Linked DNA regions of Homo sapiens: all the other regions are linked to region 2. The links are chromatin loops, found by intact Hi-C in ENCODE. Cell type or tissue: PC-9. All regions are shown on one strand. Each heading gives the region's core, and the rest is flanking DNA. Links, peaks and the distances in the headings are about the cores only.

Region 1 (4,454 bases), core at 192-4,191, 200 kb after region 2:
TTGAATGAGATTATTCACCAACTCCAATTACATCTTAACCACTAATAACTTGGCTCTGGCTCACCTAATGGGATTTCCTCCTTGGACATCAGCCTTCCCTTCCCCCTTCCATTGACATCAGCCAATTAGAGAAGGGCAGGTGCTGTGATTGGGGTCACAGTGAGAGGAAGAGAGGGAGAGGACCACAGCTCACTCCCATTCTAGGCTGAGAAGGTGATCAGTTTCGGGTGCTCACAGCCTCTTATGATGGAGAGTCTGGGAGAAGCTCACCCACGTGGAGAGGGGGCAGATTTGGAAGTCCAATTCCCCTGCCACGAATGCCCAGGAAACACCTGCTTTGGACTCAGCATCCATTATACTCTGAGACCAGCAGGCATGAGGAGAGATGTGGGGCCACATGCAGAGACATTCAGGCAGATCAACAAACCTGAAACAGACATAGACAAGGAGAGAAAAACTACCACAAGAAATACACATATGCATGGGAATAAACCAGGTATACCCCTACACAGAACCACAAAACTAGCTTCTGAGGGTCACAGAGACCCAGAAAGTCAGGCAGCCAGAGACACAGACACTAAGGGATTCTTAACAGAGCCAGATCTCCATTCATTTACTCCACAGAAATGTACTAGGCTCCTACTATGTGCACACATGGGAAGATAAAAGACAGTCTTTGCCCTCACAGAGCCCATGGTCTGGTAGGAGAATTCCAGCATGGAAATGGATATTACAATACAGTAAGCAAAAAACACAAAGATGAAAAGACGAGGCCCAGAGAAGCACAAGAAGAGAGCCAGGATTAGAAAAAGACATACAGACACCCAGAGGTGCCAAGACAGAACAAGGCAGAAGCGGAGACACACAGGTGCTCAGAACGAGAGCCACAGACAGATGTTCACAGATGCACACACATGCAGACACACACGTGCACATGCCAACACCTCTGCTGTACAGGAGAACAGAAGAAGGCCTCTTCCCAGGACCCTCCCTCAGCAGATCTCAAGCTTTCCCTTGTGGGAATGCCGGGGTTGGAGACAGCTAAGCTTTCTTCTTGAATGGTACACAGGCCCATGTGGGGCAGGAGTCAGGCCCTGATGCAGGCAAACAGATCTGGAGACGTGTGGGTAGATGACAGGAAGATGGCAGCTACTGGGGCTGCCCTCCATCTCCCAACTGTCCTGGGAGCCAAGGCCAAGGGCCCTGCTCCTGCAGACTCTGAGGCACAGCCCAGCTGTGGCTATGATGGCAATGCTTGGGCCAGCATAACCCTCCTTCAACCCGAGAGCCCCTCTGCTGGCCCCCTTGCAGAAGAAGTTACTCTCCCAATCTTAAGCAAGTCCTTAGAGCTCAAATTCTGCGGGTCTAGCTTAAAGCCCTCCCGCTGCAGCTTAAGTTCAACTCCAGCGTAAGAGTGTCGGAGCTCAAGGCCCCAGAATAGGTGCTACCAGGAGAGATGCCAGCTTCATGGTGATCCCAGCTCAGGAGCCTGGCCTGCTGGAAGGTACCTACAGCAGCACTCCCTCAAGAGAGGCGCTGGGCCCACCTCCACCACACTGAAGCTAAGTTGGGTGTGGGGATTTGCTCAAGATTCCACAGGGGTGGATTTGGAAAGGGTCTCGACTCCTCAAGCCACACGGCTTCCCCTGACAGCATCCGACCCCTGGTTCCTAGTAGAGTGGGGTGGGCCCCTAGGGGACCTGAACACAAGAGGTTGACCCCTGCCACAGCCCACACACAGGGGGTTGAAGAGGGTTTGGGTGTGGTTCTGGGAAAGAGGAGGGGGATGAGGACGTGAGCCCGCCCTGGCCACCCCACACTACCCTCCACGCCCCCAACAGCACAGGGTGGGACACCCAACAAGCTGGCCACACCCCACCTTCCACCCTGCCTGGCTGCCTCTTCTCACCACTTGAGCCCCGGGTGGCCTACTTTCCTCCGCCTCCTCCCGCACAGCGTTTCCTTCCGTCCAATACATTTGCTGGGGGGACGTCCTCACTTAGCTCAACACTGAGGTGTGGTGGTGACAAAAAACCACAAAACCTTAGGGAGCTGGCGGGCTGGCGAGGGAGGGGCGAAAGTGGCCGACCGCCAGCAAGTAACCCCACCAGTGGCTCCATCAAGGGCAGACAGGACTCGGAGAGGAAGAAGTGGCGCCGCAGGGGCTCCCCTGTCCCCGTCCTCCGTCCCAGCGTGGCTGTCCCTTGACCCCGCTGACCGCCCAGCCCCCTACGAGCTGGCCTCGCGTCCACAGCCCCGCAGGCCGCCCTGCGGCGAGCGCATGCGCGCTGGGGCCCTCCGGGCGGGGGTGCGCGGGTGGGGCGGGGTCGCACTGGCGGCCTCCGGAGACTGTGCACAGCGCGCCCGGCGTGCACCACGCACCGGGCCTGCCCCCCGGATGTTAAGTGCAGGGCCCACGCTTAAGTAGCAATTAAGGCTGCCAGGGAAGAAAGAGAAGACCAAACCGCCTGTTTATTTCCGTCCCTGACCTCCCCCATCACACACACCTCTTAGTTGGAAGAAAAGAGGGAAGGAGTGAGAGAGAAAGGAAAAAAAAAAAAGAGTAAACCAAACCTCACTGCAATTAGGAGTGCGGGCTGGGGAAAAAAAGATACGCATTAAATGGATGTTTCTGCACAAAAACCCCAGGCTGACAACATCTCTGGCCTTGTAAGGGGGAAATGACTGTGCCTCGGTGTTTACATAGCCGAAATCAGGGGGAATTATGCTGTCATACTGACAACTGTAGGAGGACAATTTTAAAATTACACCGTTCAACACCTTTAATGATTTGTAACAGAAGAGGTGTGGCTACTCCTATTAAATGTGTTGCCAAATCAATAAAAGGGATAATTGGAGTTGTTAGAGCAAATTATAGCAGCGTCTCTTCTGTTGCTGTACAATGTTCCCTTGTAAACTGCTATTACAGGCAGCGCCGTATTTCTCTCTTATTTGGCCGCTTTGTAATGAGTTGGCATTTTGCAGCATAATAGTTCCACTTTCTTTTATGGAGCTCTCACTTTAACTTTTTCTCCTTTGTGCAGCCTATAATTTCCTTGCCCTCCCTGCCTCCCTGCCTGTTTTCAGAGGTGGCCACACTGCCTGTCAGCAGCCTCTGGGTGATACTATATTATTTCACATTATTATCAGGCCTTTTCAATCGGCAGTCAGATGGGGTTGAGGGGTAGATGGGTCTGAGGGGATGGGGATACAGAAATGAGGGAAAGAGGAGACAGGGCCAGGAGGAGAACTAAAAAAATTTACAGAAATAGAAAGGAGAGGGTACAAGGGGACACGAGGTTGGCCTTGCTCCCAGGGGTGGGGGTCTGGCCCTTTCAACACAGGACTTTCAAGAGCCTTCAGAGCAGAGATTCTAGCTGTTGGTTTAGCTGTTGGGGTGAGGGGGTGTATAGTGCCCTGCCAGACCCCAGATTCACTCTCAGCACCCCAGAACCTCTGACTCTCCCTGCTCATAAAAACAAAACGGGCCGGGCACAGTGGCTCACGCCTGTAATCCCAACACTTTGGGAGGCTGAGGCTGGTGGATCACCTGAGGTCAGGAGCTCAAGACCAGCCTGCCCAACATGGTGAAACCCCGTCTCTACTAAAAACACAAAAATTAGCCAGGCGTAGTGGCATGCACCTGTAGTCCCAGCTACTCGGGACGCTGAGGCAGGAGAATCACTTGAACCCAGGAAGCAGAGGTTGCAGTGAGCCGAGATTGTGCCACTGCACTCCAGCCTGGACGACAAAGCAAGGACTCCATCTCAAAAACAAAAAACAAAAAAACTGATAAACAGCTCAAAACTAAGAAGCTGTTGATTCTCTCCGTTCCCTCAGGCACCAAGAGCTTAGGCAGAGCCACAGGAAGGGTGTGGGGCTGCACCTCTGGGAGCATCTTGGGACTCCCAGATGGATGGATCTTAGGGGATGGACAAGACATTCCCACTGCAGACAAAGCCTAAAGCCACTGGGAATGCTGAGGCACCGTGGTCCTGGCTGAGGCAGGTGATGAAGACTATCATAGGCCTGTTCCTGGTAATGTATCAGCTGCTCTAAACAGAGCACTGGGCCAGGAGTCCAGAAGCCTGGTTCCAGACTTGAAGGAGCCTCCTCGCCTCACCCACCTTCAGGGCTTGCCCCTGACTGGAAAGGACAGAACCCTTGGGCAGCTGGAGAATAATCTGGCTGTGTATATCATTCAGTTCCTGAGACAGCAATAAAAGCCCGGGCCCAGACAAACTTCACTCAGTCAGTCCCTGTGCTGGGCTGTAAGACAATCAATCTGAATTACCAAGAGGTCTCAATGAGAGACAATTGGAAAAGAAATGCCATTTTATTACTTCCATGGAGCTGCCATCCCTGGAACCCATCTGCTGCCAAGCAGCGCAGCAGCAGGACCCGCCACGATGAGCAGATAAGACTTGATGGTGGACAAATAAGATTCATTTGCA
Region 2 (4,454 bases), core at 138-4,137:
AGAAGGCAAAACTGAGACAACACAGCCTGAGCTGCCGCCTGCGGGCCGCTTCTCTGTTGGAGGATGTTTAGGAGAGTATGGGGGAGGGCTTCTGCCTCTCATCTGTGGTGGGATGGAGGAGAGGGTTTTCATTCTGTATGGAGGGCCTCCACTTTTCCCTCTGTGTAATCACTCACTCAGGCCTCCGAGAGAAACTCAGACGGGAGCCTGCTTCTCTCTTTCCCTCTCTCCCTTTAGCTACACTGGCCTGCAGAGTTTTGGATGAGTTTTCTTTAGGAAAGTTGTCCCAGCGTGGCCATGGTGGCGGCTCTTCTGTCCAGGTGAGTGCCAGAGTAGGGATCAAGGCTGAGACCCTTGGGTTTGGTCTCTAACCCTCTCATTCACTCCTGTTTGCTGCCTGTGTCTTTGTTTATCTCTGTATTTTCCCCCCTCTCTTTCATTTTGTCTTCTCCCCTGATGACATATGGATCAAGTCCTGGCCACCAAGGTGGCCTTGAACATAGCGTAGGAGAGGTTGCTGGGCACAGCGGACCTCTCATGCCATGCCCAGTCCCTCTTCTCCCCTCCCCTCTCCTCTTGCATAGAGGATGAGTTTGGTGCTGAGGAGGGAGAGGCAGTAGGGGATCCTCAGACTCTAAACTCTGATCCAGGGCCCAGCTTCTCAGGCTTGAGTCCCTTCCCAGGGCCTACCTCCCCTTGGGCCTGGGGAACGTCACACCCCAGGAAGTGATGGATTCCCCAGGCACCTTCAAAGAGCTCTGCATTTGTTTGCAATGCAGACCTTGAATCTTGCTCTGGTCATAAATGTTGTTTATTTTGACTAGGACCTACTGAAAGGGGCTGAGAGGTATAGAAGGCAAAGAGAGAATTCTGTAGGGAAGATCATAAAACCATTAGCAAGGCAGGGCTTCTAGGGGTCACAGGATCACAGACATTTTCTGGTTGGAAGGAGCATAGGCCATCAGGAAGGTCAGAGATGACCACTTTGTCAGCAAAAGGCCTTCAGGGGCCACACAGGGCTAGGGTGGGGGTCTTTGGTCCTCTTGTGTGCGGACTGTTTCTAGAAAGTGGACCTAAGGTATGGGGTCATGACCCCCCAGTAACCTTATGCCAGGCTGGGGAGGCCAATCTTGCTGAATCTGATGGATTTGCCCTCCTGGTGGGAAGAACCAGTTGCTTGGCTGTGTAGCAGAGCCTGCTATCCTAGGGAGTGGGCACAGCTCCTGGGTGGAAGATTCTGCTTCCAGCAGCTCCTGGGGAAAAGACTTTGCTTCCACTATTATTGAGGGAGCAGCTGTATGTGCCAGGGGCTGTGCCTGATGCTCTTCTAGTACCTTGTCTTATTCACCCTTCAAGACAATGCTTGAAAGAGAAGTTTTCATCTCCATTTTGCAGATAAGAAAACTGAAGCTCAGAGAGGAGAGGTGGTTTGTCCAAGGTCACACAGCAAGTTAGTGATAAGGCTGGGAGTAGGCTTTAAGACTTGGGACTCTTTCAACCTAATCTTCTCCACATCTCTCCTCTTCTTCACCATCCACTGTGGTCTGGTCTTCTGCAGCCTGAGAGAACAAATGGGAGTAGGGTTCCCCTCCCTCTAAAGCATATATTGGGCTGACAAAAAACTCAGGAACAAACTTCCTTCTTTTTTATTTTTTTGAGACAAGGTCTTGCTCTGTCACCCAGGCTAGAGTGCAGTGGCATTATCATGGCTCCAACTCATGGGCCCAACCTATCCTCCCACCTCAGCCTCCCAGGTAGCTGGGACCACAGGAACATGCCACCACACCTGGCTAATTTTTAAATTTTTTATAGAGATGTCTCCCTATGTTACCCAGGCTGGTCTTGAACTCCTGGGGTCAATCAATCCTCCTGCCTTAGACTCTCAAAGTGCTCGGATTACAGGTGTGAGCCACCGTGCCCAGACTGCAAACTTCCTTCTTGTAGGGGGAACAGCAGAGCCTTGGGCCCCTTCCAGTCCCTGGCACAGACCTGGCTCACTCTTCAGAGAACATTCTCCCATAAATCCAGTCCACAGTCAGGTAGCTATCCTGGTTGCCTTTCACTCATGGTGTGACTCAGAGCAAGTCACTTCACCATTCTGAGTCACACCTTCCAGATCCACCTCCAGACCTGGGGGCTCTGTGGAAGGTGAGGCTTGGCGGAAGTGGTGGCAAGCGGAGCCCTCTTGAGCTCCTGTTTGGTGTAATAGCTCAGGGCTGGGCAGGAGATGAGACTTGGTTTTGCCCCTAAACCTAACTCAAGTTACATAAAGATTCTTCAAAAAGCAGGCAAGGCAGGGCTTGGTAAGATCCCTGCTGAGCCCGTGAGAGGCGGAGAGCCAGGGCAGAGGCAGCTTAAGTAGCAGTTCTTCCCTGATCCCCTGACTGTGTAATCCAGTTGCTCAGAGAATGGAAAATCCCTTTCGCCTCCCCTGGTCTCCTCCCCCACAAAGGCCTCCTAATAGGCCTGCCAGCTTTGGGGTGCTAATCTGCCCAGACATCACTCTGTGAGCAGGTTGCCCAGGGTTCCAATCCCAGCCGCCCCACAGTGGGAGATGGGGAAGGCTGGGCGGGGAGTGGTTCTGGGGAGTTGAGTGTGGGGGATTGCCTGCTCTCTGGCCTGCCCAGAAGATCAGAGAAACAAACAGGCTCTGTGCTGAAAGAAACTTTGGGGATGGAGACAGGGCACAGGATTGGAGGGAGGTGGGCAGCAGGGCTGGGTCCCCTGGCAGAGGTGCCTTGGGTGGGGCTTATTATGAAACAGTCCCTGTCACTTCATCCGCCAAGCTCCTTTCATTTTTATTTAAAAAGGGCCCCCTCTCCAGCAACTTCACCTCCCCACCCCCTACACTTTCACTCATCCATCCACTGAGCCGCTGACAGCTGCCCTGCGGGTGAACTCCTGATCCTCCTGCGGCTGGGGCTGGAGCAATACTGGAGGGGCTCAGGCCAGATCACTGCCCCCCTCCAGCCCTCCACCCTCACCTCCCAACACACTTACTCACTCACTCCAGATAGGCCCACCTCCGGTCCCCTGAGTCAGCCAGAGAGAGAAGAAAACGAAGGAGGTGACAAAGCAGAAAAAAGGACCGGGAGGAGGATGAAAAGAAATAAAGAGTGGAGAAGAGGAAGAAAAAATCAGAGGGCTAAAAATCAAACAGTGAAGGAGGAAAAGGGAGGAACTGGAGAAGGAAGGAAAGAGAGGAGGAAATGAAGTACAAGGAGAAGATGGAAAAGCAAGAGGAGAAAGGAAAGAAGGAAGGAGGGAGAGAGAGAGAGGGCAGAGGCTGGAAGGCTGGAGCCCAAGCCCAAGCTATCATCCTTAATAGCTGAAGATGCTGAAGGGAGGGGAAAAAACAGGGTTGGGGAGGACTGGCGGGAGGAGGAGACCGCACAGGCAGGAAGGGAAGTACGAGGTTGCTCCAGGTACGAAGCATGAGCCTGGATGGAGCCTCACCCACCCAGCTCCCAGCTCTGGAAACACAGCCCTCCCCCTGGACGAAGGTCCCTTGGTGCAATGCCGCAGACTGTGTCCACGGCCATGCAGGCTGCAGACAGAGGAATCTCTCACTTGGGGTGGTCAGAGTTGTGGGACCGGTTGGATGGAGCCCTACACTCTCTTCCTAGGATGGCAACAGCGTCCGCCCCAGGCTGCATGACCATGCCAGTTTCAGCTGGCTTCACCGCCTGCAGCGTCTGGGTCCTGCCTGCTCCCTTTGGTTACAGTTAGAAATTTCTCCTGATTTGAGATTTTATCTTACAATGGACTGGGCCTTAAAGACCAAGTACTTTCCACCTCCTCATTTTATAGATGCGAAACAGGCCTGGAGAGGGGAAGAAACTTGTTTACAGTCACATTGTGAGTTAATGGGGAGCTCTGCCTTTCTAAGCTCAAAGACCAAGGCTGAGACAATAGCCAGAGAGGACAAGGGAGTGTGGTGTCTCTGCAGAGGGCTCAGCATTTGATTCCCTCTGCTGGGAACACGGCCACAGCATTTTATATCCTAGATGAGAGAAAACATTTGTGGCTACGGTAGTTCCCGTATTTTAAGTACCTACGATACACCAGCTTTGGCATACATTATTCTCAATAACTCCTCATACATATCCTGTCATGTAGATATTCCATGTCCTGCATTTACAGAGAAATAAACCAAGGCCCAGAGAGGTTGAGTAACTTGTCTGAGGTCACACAGCTAGGAATTTGAGCCGGGATTTGCTCAAAGCTCATGCTGAATCTCTTATGCCATGCTGTCTCTTGGGTGTCCATAGCCAACACTCTTCTTCCCTACCTCATTCCTACCCCACCACCCCATACATAGCCCAGGGATTAAATCTGAGACGTCCTCATGGCAGCTGGAACTGATATTGCCAGGGAGAACGCAGCTGGGTGGACCTGACCATGTCTCCTCATCTCCCCTCAAAGACCCCACAAAGACAAGGGGAAGGTCCCCT
Region 3 (4,454 bases), core at 289-4,288, 190 kb after region 2:
CCTGCAACCTGGGAGTAAGGTAGCTTTAGAGCAGCCTTCTCTTGCTACCCAGATGAGGTAAGAAGAGCATGATCCAGGCTGCTGGAAGCTGCAAGTCAGAAGACACAAGCGTTCAGTCCTGGTGTCTCTGTGCGGTGGTGTGGTCTTGGGCGGTCCTTTAACTCTCCTAGGCCTCAGTTTCCTCATCTGTAATATACAAAGATCAATAACGATACTTCTTGTCCCCTCCTACCTCCCAAATGAGCCTGGAATGAGACAGGACGCCCAAGCTTTGGCCGTCCCGCAACCCTTAATATTTCCCTACAGATGAGCACATCCCACGAGGGACCCTAATGCCAGTTTTCTTGCATTTTTCCCCAGGAAGTGTGTGATTTCCTTTAGGGCAGCAACTCTGTTTTATTTACCTTTAGATTCCCCAGTGCCTAATAAGATTAACATCAGAAAACACTTACACAGCACTTAGTCTGGGCCATGGTCAAGCTTGTGAGGTAGATCCCATTATTACCCTTATTTTATAGACGAAGAAGCTGAGGCACAGAGAAATCCCCAGTGCTGTACCTGGCACAAACACGTGTCCAACATCTGGCTTTGTTAGATGGATGCAAGGGTGGATGGGTGAATTAATGAGGGGCCTGGTGGATGAGTAAGTGGATGAGTGGGTGGATGGAAGGATAGATGGATGGACACATGGGTGGGCAGAGGGATTAGTAAATAGATGAGTGTATAGGTGAGTGGGTGAGAGTGGGAAGGTGCGTGGAAGGATGAAAGAATGGATAGGCAGATGGATGGGGAGATGAGCGGATGGGTAAATTGATGAGTGAATGGATGAATGGATGGATGGATGGTGGCAGGCGGATGGATGGTGGCAGGTGGATAGATGGCAGATGTGTGGATGAGCGAGTGAATGGATGAGAGTGGATGAGTGGACCGGTGCATGGTTAGTGGTTAAGTTCTTGTGTTATCAAGTCCTGAGAGTGGGGAGATAATTTTGGGACCATTTAAATGGTGCAGGCATTTAGAAATAGCAAAGGAAACCTCTTCACCCTAACAGTGAGAAGACCCTAGGAGCAGGAGTTCCCCTCCCATCCGACCCATCCACCCAGCCCAGATCCCTGGGCAGGCAGCCATCTCCCATGCCTGCAGATCTCTTCTCCCCCACCCCTGACACTGCCCCCGGGCAGCCCCCCATGCCTGTGGATGAAAGGTTGGCAGAGGCAGCAGGTGGGCGGGCATCTTGTTCCCTCATTGTTGGTGGTAACCTTCCTCCCAGCTGCTTGTTCTGCGTAATGTTACACTTGTCTTCCTGCAACACTTGGATACCCGAGCCAATTTTGTTATGCAAATGAATTCAGCCCATTGTAAATCCCAAGGAGTGAGTGCGTGCCTCGCCAAGACAGCGGAGGCGGGGCTGCGCTGGGATATGAGGCTTTCCTGCTGCCCCTTTCAGGGCACAGAGGAAGGGGGTTACAGACCTTTGCTGCAGACTTCTGGCCCTTTCCTCCTAGAATCCGAGACCATTAGAGCCAGAACAGGCCTTAGGGATGGATTCTCTCCAATTATTGGTTAAAAATCTGAGGCCCAGAGAGGGCCAGTGTATTGCCCACAGCCACACAGCCCATTAGCCAGGGTTCAGCCAAGTTTCCTGACTCTCAGGAAATAACTCTCAGCCATAACTCTCTCTGTGAGGTTGAGCTGAGCCTGCCACCCTGAATCTACCCCTGCACCCAACCCAAGCTGCAGGGGAACCCTGAGACCTTCCAGGGTCCAGAACCTCCCAGTAGCTAGCTGTGTTACAGGGCACGGAACTGACATGTGGACTAGGGACAGGTCTGGCCTGGACAGCCAAAAGGGTCTAGGGAACAGTCTGTGGGTCTAGGCAGGTGTAGGTCACATCTAGGGATGTTGGCAAGGCTGGGCTGACAGGTATTACCGGTTGGGGGCGAGGGTGGAGTGAAATGCCAGGTGTTCTGCCAAGGAGGACAGGCTGGGACCAAAGCCAGGACATCACTGTCAGCAAAAGCAAGGGAGACAATGCTTGGGCACAGGGCAGATGATGAGTGACAGCCCACAGGGCTGCCTGCAGGTGAGCGCTGCCTGAGGAGGGCAAGGACAAGGTACTGGGACACACTGCCCCAGCTGGAATGCTGGCAGCCTGTGGTGGGTGGGGGAGGGAGAACTGGCATTTGTTTCAAGGCTGCGACATGCCAGGCACTTCACACCATCCCCAGATAATTCTCACAGTTATGCTTGGAGACAGCTGTTGTCCCCACTTTATAGATTAGAAAACTGAGTCCAGGGAGGTTACATGCCTAGCCCCCAAAGTCACACAACTTGAAACGGAGATTTAATTTTAAATCCATGAGATGCAGGCATTCCAGAGTCTATGCTCTTTCCGCTCCACATTCTGCCACTCCTGCCAGGCTCTGCCATCATTTATCAGCCCCTTATTGAGTTCACTAACTCAATAACAGCTGGGGACATTGCGGGGCAGGGAGTTGACAAGGGCAGTGGTCACTGGTAGAGCCCAATTTTCCAGGAGGTGAGCATTTCCAGCTATTTGGAACACTCAGGGGACCCCATTGATGCACTGGATAAAGCCCTGTCTTCTTCCTCTGGCATTTGAGGTTCTTCCCAACATGCCTCCCCCTCCCCTATGCACACACCCACCTCCTCACTGTTCCCACTCATCCCGCGCTCTTCTTTGCCTCCGGGTCTTTACACAGGCTGTTCCCTCTGCTTGGAATGCCCTTCCCCACCGTGTCCACTATCTAATCTTCCAGTCTTGACTCTACTGTCTCCTGGGCTCTCCATTCCCCACCCTGGACCAGGCTGGCTCCTCCCTCCTCTGTACTCCTGTAGTTTTCTCATTCACTGCACTGGTTGTTTGTAAGAACTTTTATTGTGTTGGTTTTCCCCACTAGTCCTACAGGGCCAGAGTGGCTCCTGTGCTCATACTGCAGATTCTGTGGTCAGCGACCCCCAGGCTGACCCTCTAGACTCCCCAGCGTCTGTCCGGAGCCCCTCTTCCAGTCTGTAGTCCATCTCCCCCTCAATCACTAAATCCCTGCGCTGTTGATGCTGCCCCTCTCAGTTGGCCTGAGCCAAACCAAATGCAGATCAATCAACTGCTAAAAGCGCTGGCATTTCCAAGCCTGGCCCAGGTCATTCTGAGGAGGCAAGAGACCAGAACAGCCTCAGATATGGGCTCAGGGTCCCTGGGGCTGGTGGCAGGGCCTTGGGTCCCCTCTTCCCCTGATGGCTGCAGCCATGCACCAGTACTCTCCTGCCTGGCCAGCCTCCCAGGCAGAAGCAACCCAGAAGGCAGGATGCTGCCAAAGAAAGCATGCAAGGTTTTGCCATGGCTGTGAGACCCGGTCCTTTGTCCAGTTCTGCCTGGAGCCTGCGGTGTGCCCTGAGCTGGGCCCTTTCTTCCCTGGGCTCAGTTCTCATCAGCCAACTGAAAGGAATGGACTCAGACAACGCCAAGGCCTCCCCTCTATGGGAGCATGTGACAAGGATAAAACATTCACTTACAGCTCAGATGCCTTTCCCTGGAGGCCCCACCCTGGGTCAGATGAAGGAAGCAGTACTGAGCTGTCCAGAAGGTCCTTAGGGCCACCAGAGGAACAATCATTATAAAGATAATAACAGGCTTACCGAGCACTTAGTGTGTCCAGGCAACGTGCTAACAAACCTTCTTCTATAAACTATCTCATCAGTCCTTTCAACCACCCTATGAAGTGGGCTACATTATTGTTCCCATTTCACAGATGGGAAAGGGGCCAGAGAAGTGTCCCCCTCCCAGGCTACACAAAGCCCAGTTCTGCTGACCTAGCCTCTAGTCTTTCACTGCACAGCTTGTCCCCATCTGGCCTTAGGCTTGGCTTGAGGACACTGTGAACCTCTCTGCCCAGGTCTGCCTGCCCCCTTTGCTGGAGAGGGTAGTTCCATAGTAGATGGAGGGAGGAGGATGGCTGGGGGGTTACACACAGTGCGCCCATGACCACAGTGCCCGCACATTCCCCAGTGCCTGGCTTCTCATGGGCACTCCAAGAAAATGTGCTGGAGGAAGGGAGGGAGGGAGGGACCCACAGGTATTAACAGTATATGACCCCTCCACATCTCCACGTGGACAGTGGACTGGGTTATGGGAGGCTCCCATCTCTCAGCCACTGCACAGGCGAGGCATGGATCTGGATAAATACCCCAGAATCAGAGGAACCTGCTCTGCCCTCCCTCAGTAGGAGGCCCCAGACACACCCCTTCCCCTCTCCAGACCTCAGTTTCCCCCTCTGTGCAATGTCAGAATGGAACCAAAGAATTGCCTGCACTGCAACCCCTCCTCATTGCTCTGCCATAAACCCCCAGAGCTCAGGGAGCCCCTGGGTGTCCCCGACTGGCACCCCTGCAGCCGACCACACTGCGGGCACCATCCAAGCGCTCCCCTCGGCCAT
Region 4 (4,454 bases), core at 104-4,103, 71 kb after region 2:
CCCACCAACAGTGTAAAAGCATTCCTATTTCTCCACAGCCTCACCAGCATCTATTGTTTCTTGACTTTTTAATGATTGCCATTCTAACTGGTGAGAGATGGTATCTCATTATGGTTTTGATTTGCATTTCTCTAATGATCAGTGATGTTGAGCTTTTTTTCATATGTTTGTTGGCTGCGTAAATGTCTTTTTTTGAGAAGTGTCTGTTCATATCCTTTGCCCACTTTTTGATGGGATTTTTTTCTTGTAAATTTGTTTAAGTTCCTCGTAAATTCTGGATATTAGACCACATTTCTTTCTTCCTTTTCTTTTTCCTATATATTCCTGTATTTAAGTGTCTTCTAAGGAGCATATTCTGCTCTTATAAGTTTTCAAACAATATTGGATTGTTTTTACAGAGAAGGCATGGCACCCATACATGGGAGAAGGTGGGGTAGAAGCGTTCTCCTTCTCAGTCATCTTGGGAGGTGTGGGACCATTGATTCTCAGACAGCAAGGCAGGGAGGCCAGGTTCAAGGCCTTGGATTATTTGGGTGGGAGCAGAGGTGATAGACCAGGGCCATAGGGCCCAGAGAGCATGGCTAGGAGGTCACATCCCAGCCTGGCTCAGCCACCCAGGGTGTGGGGACCCAGCCGGGGCTGGTTGAAGCAAATGGGAATGAAAGCCCCATTCTCCAATAAATCAAGTCTAGGAGTCCAGCATTGCAGCTTCCACCATTGACAAATCAGGGGGTGGGGATGGGGCAGGGTGTCAACAGAGTCCTTGTCCACTCTGGTTCTATCTCTGCACCATGGCTAGGATGGCATTAGAACATAGTGAGACGACTGTGACTGGCTGTGAGTAGCGGGAAAAATGTAAATATATATCAGGTGTGGCCCGTTATGTTTACAAAGCAATTTCACATTCCTAAGACAACTTGTCACCACAGCCCAATGAGATGTTGTTAGACTCATTTTATAGATGAGAATCCCGAAGTTCAGAGAGGTCATTTGCCAGCGATCACGTGACTGGTGATGAGCTGAGTCTTAACCTAAGTCTTCTGATTACAAAGAGTGTCTTTTCCTATGGAGTTTTTGGGGGCAAGGAGGACAAAGAAACAGGTCAGCTCAGCTTCTAGGCCCCCAGACTGCTGCTGCGGGGGAGAGCAAGGAAAGAACAGGGTGTCATGAGTTCAGTGGTCCTACTGCAGAACACACTGCGTCCAGGCTGTCTTCCGGGACACACTGACTTTCAGTCTTGCACAGGAATGACATTCGGGGCCTACGAGATGCTCTCTTGGGCTTCCTGTGGGCCTTAAACTGTACAGGCTTGAGATGGGCCAAAGCTGGTAAGACTCTCCATGTTGAGGACATTTAAACTCAGAGAGACAAAGCAATTGGCCCAAGGTCACACAGCAAGTCAAGGTCTGGGCTGAGATTAGGAATCTGAGTATGTGACTCAGAGGCCCTTCCTTTCTGGGTCTTCTCTGAGTCACCATCCGTCTTCCTGCCTTCTTTCCCATCTCTCCCCGCAGGGGCTGGGGCTGGCAGTTTTGTTGCATGTTTTTTTTTTGTTTTTTCTTTAGAGATGGAGTCTCACTCTAGCCTGGAATGGAGTGCAGTGGTGCAATCTTAGCTTACTGCAGCCTTGACCTCCTGGGCTCAAGTGATCCTCCTGCTTTAGCCTCCTGAGTAGCAGGGACTACAGGCATGCACCACCACGTTGGCTAATTTTTTATGTTTCTTATAGAGACGGGGTCTCATTATATTGCCCAGGCTGGTCTCAAACTCCTGGCTTCAAGCAATCCTCCCGCCTGGGCCTCCCAGAGTGCTGGGATTACAGATGTGAGCCACGGTGCAAGGCCGGAAGCTGGCAGTTTCTGAGCATCAGACTCTGCTATTTTCCTTCCTCTCTAGATAACTGGGCCTTTGTAGAGCATTCCCAACCCTTTTCCAGAGAGAACCTCCAAGAGTCTAGCCTAGGCCCTAAGTGGCAAGACTGGCTAGAAGTTTGGGCCAGAGGTGGCAGGTTCCTCTAAAGACCTGGCTGGGTAAGTCCTCCCTCAGGGGCCCCTAATCTCACCTCCCTCCTTGTTGGAATAACCAGTGGTATCTGGACCCGTTACTGGATACCTCCCCCTGCTGGGGTGTGCATGCCCCCACAGGCACTGGGTGGGGGTGAATGACAGACAGTAGCAGGCCCCAGTGGCACACTGAAGATAACTGCTCTTGACAGATGAAGATGCAGCCCAGGCAAAAGCTACATCCTATTTGGCTTTTAATTTGGAGGCCCCGAGAGTGAATTCGGAAGCTCCCACTCTTGTCCTCACGTGCAAAGTGGATCTGACTTTCAGGAAATGACCTGAAGTGAAACCACATTACTCATCAGCACGTCTCTCAAATTCACAGCCTTCACGCTCCCGCCCCCATCCCTGGAGGGATCAGGATTTCCGCTCACTTGTTCCTGTCCCTTCACACACATACCTTTATCTTATCGAGGGGCAGCTGGTGTGGCCCAGGTCCCTGGTAACCTCAGGAGTGAGTGGGGTGGAGGGGACGGGGGAGAGCAGATCTGGGCTGCAAGCTTGGAATTGGGAACTTCACCTAATCCAGGAATCTGCAAATGATGGCCCATTGGCCTACTCCAGGTGGCCTGCCCCTGTTTGTATATGGCCACGAATGAAGGATGACTTTTTTAAAGGTTGAAAAAAATCAACAGGAGAAATGTTGTGACATGTGACACTTATATGAAATTCAGATTTCAGCATCCATAAATAAAGCATTTATGGAGCACAGCCACGCCTACTCATTTATGTTACGTCTTTGGCTGTTTTTGAACAACCACAGCAGAGTTGAGTAGTTGAGACAAAGAGTTTATGGCCCATCAATCCTAAAATATTTACTACCCTGGCTCTCTGTTTTTTTTGTTGTTTTTTTTTTTTAATGGAGTCTCACTCTGTCGCCCAGGCTGGAGTGCAGTGGCACAATCTTGACTCACTGCAACCTCCACCTGCCAGGTTCAAGCGATTCTCCTATCTCAGTCCCCCGAGTAGCTGGGATTACAGGTGCATACCACCACACCTGGCTAGTTTTGGTATTTTCAGCAGAGACGGGGTTTCGCCATATTTGCCAGGCTGGTCTTGAACTCCTGACCTCAGGTGATTCAGCCGCCTTGCCTCCCAAAGTGTTGGGATTACAGGCGTGAGCCACTGTGCCCGGCCTACCCTGGCTCTTTGCAGAAAAAGTTTGCTGATCTCTGATCTAAACTCTCACCTCCCCATGTTGAAAGCATTTAAAAATCAGTGGGTGGGCCGGGCACAGTGGCTCATGTCTATAATCTCAGCATTTTGGGAGGCCAAGACAGGAGGATCACTTGAGGTCAGGAGTTCGAGACCTGGCTGGCCAACATGGTGAAACCCCGTCTCTACTAAAAATACAAAAATTAGCTGGGCATGGTGATGCTCACCTGTAATCCCAGCTACTTGGGAGCCTCAGGCACGGGAAGAGAATCACTTGAACCTGGGAGGTGGAGGTTGCAGTGAGCCAAGATTGCACCATTGCACTCCAGCTTGGGTGACAGAGTGAGACTCCATCTCAAAAAAAAAAAAAAAAAAAAAGTCAGTGGGTGGCTGAGTGCGGTGGCTCAGTCCTGTATTTCCAGATCTTTCGGAGGCTGAGCCTGGAGTTCCGAGGCTGCAGTGAGCTATGATTGCATCACCTCACTGCAGTCTGGGTGACACAGTGAGATCCTGTCTCTAAAAAGAAAAATTAAAAATAAAAAAATCAAAAGCACTGGGGCGGGAACAGGGGAGGAGTTGTCCTGAAACCCCATCTGCACCCCCACTAGGCAGGATGAGGGACCTCTGCTAACTCTCCTCCCATCCTCACATCTCAGAGGGTGAAATGAAATGCGATCATCACACATTCAATGTGCACACCAGGACCAGCTCTACGCAGCCTCTGCTGCAGGTAGAGGAGATGGGAAGATGACTTAAGACCTGCTCTCATTCCCAACCTCCCGCAGCCCACCGAGTGCAGGGTTAAGCCCAGGGGGCAATGGTGAGTGCCCCTGGCCCTAAGTTCAGGGCGTTCACAGTCTGGGGTGAGAGGTCTAGACAGAAAGGTAAGCAGAAAACTACCCTGTCCTGTGATAGGTGTGACCTGTGGAGATCTACCTCAGGAGCTGAGGCAACAGAGGGGGTGGGTCTCTAACAGCCTGAGGCATTAGGGAAAGCCTCCTGGGGCACTTGTAAGAGGGCTTTGAAGACTCTGCCCAGAGCCCCCAGAGATTCTGGCTGCATCTTCTGCGGTGGATCCTAGCTTGGGAAAGTGTGTAGAGTTTCCCAGGGGATCCCAACATTCAGCCAGGGCTAAGTGTCTAAAGAATTAGCAGGAATTGGCCAGGCTCAGTGGCTCACGCCTGTAATCACAGCACTTTGGGAGGCCGAGGCGGGCGGATCACCTGAGGTCAGGAG

What was found. A loop is a pair of places that touch in the nucleus more often than their neighbours do. Peaks named below come from ENCODE experiments on the same cell type or tissue, not always from the same donor. Only the 100,000 strongest peaks of a DNase experiment are listed, where the experiment ranks them.
Region 1: a loop joins it to region 2, with 14 times the contacts of the local background. A loop is called at or near these places in 2 of 110 quality-filtered maps.
Region 3: a loop joins it to region 2, with 7 times the contacts of the local background. A loop is called at or near these places in 2 of 110 quality-filtered maps.
Region 4: it touches region 2 in a loop (4-fold over the local background); 10 of 110 quality-filtered maps call a loop at or near these places.

What each region holds. Positions count from the first base shown.
Region 1 is chr17:36,720,264-36,724,717 of GRCh38, reverse strand. All of the region lies in intron 2 of LOC105371750 (a long non-coding RNA gene), which reads right to left. Among named protein-coding and RNA genes, the nearest start is that of MRM1, 120 kb to the right of the region's middle. In PC-9, for the core only: no CTCF peak of the experiment used is centred there; no DNase peak of the experiment used is centred there; H3K27me3 peaks cover 1,941 bases.
Region 2 is chr17:36,919,357-36,923,810 of GRCh38, reverse strand. The region is part of intron 1 of LHX1-DT (LHX1 divergent transcript); the gene reads left to right. Among named protein-coding and RNA genes, the nearest start is that of LHX1-DT, 15 kb to the left of the region's middle. RefSeq lists an enhancer at 1,655-2,851. In PC-9, for the core only: no CTCF peak of the experiment used is centred there; DNase peaks (open chromatin) are centred at 2,110, 2,970 and 3,620; H3K4me3 peaks cover 3,207 bases; H3K27ac peaks cover 4,000 bases.
Region 3 is chr17:36,728,870-36,733,323 of GRCh38, reverse strand. LOC105371750 (a long non-coding RNA gene) reads right to left here. Exons shown (of 8, transcript XR_007065730.1): 3 at 1-186. Among named protein-coding and RNA genes, the nearest start is that of MRM1, 130 kb to the right of the region's middle. In PC-9, for the core only: no CTCF peak of the experiment used is centred there; a DNase peak (open chromatin) is centred at 2,003; H3K27me3 peaks cover 1,844 bases.
Region 4 is chr17:36,847,941-36,852,394 of GRCh38, reverse strand. No RefSeq gene overlaps it. Among named protein-coding and RNA genes, the nearest start is that of LHX1-DT, 86 kb to the left of the region's middle. RefSeq lists an enhancer at 1,399-2,598. In PC-9, for the core only: a CTCF peak has its summit at 2,102 (motif pointing left); DNase peaks (open chromatin) are centred at 934 and 1,504; H3K27ac peaks cover 1,885 bases.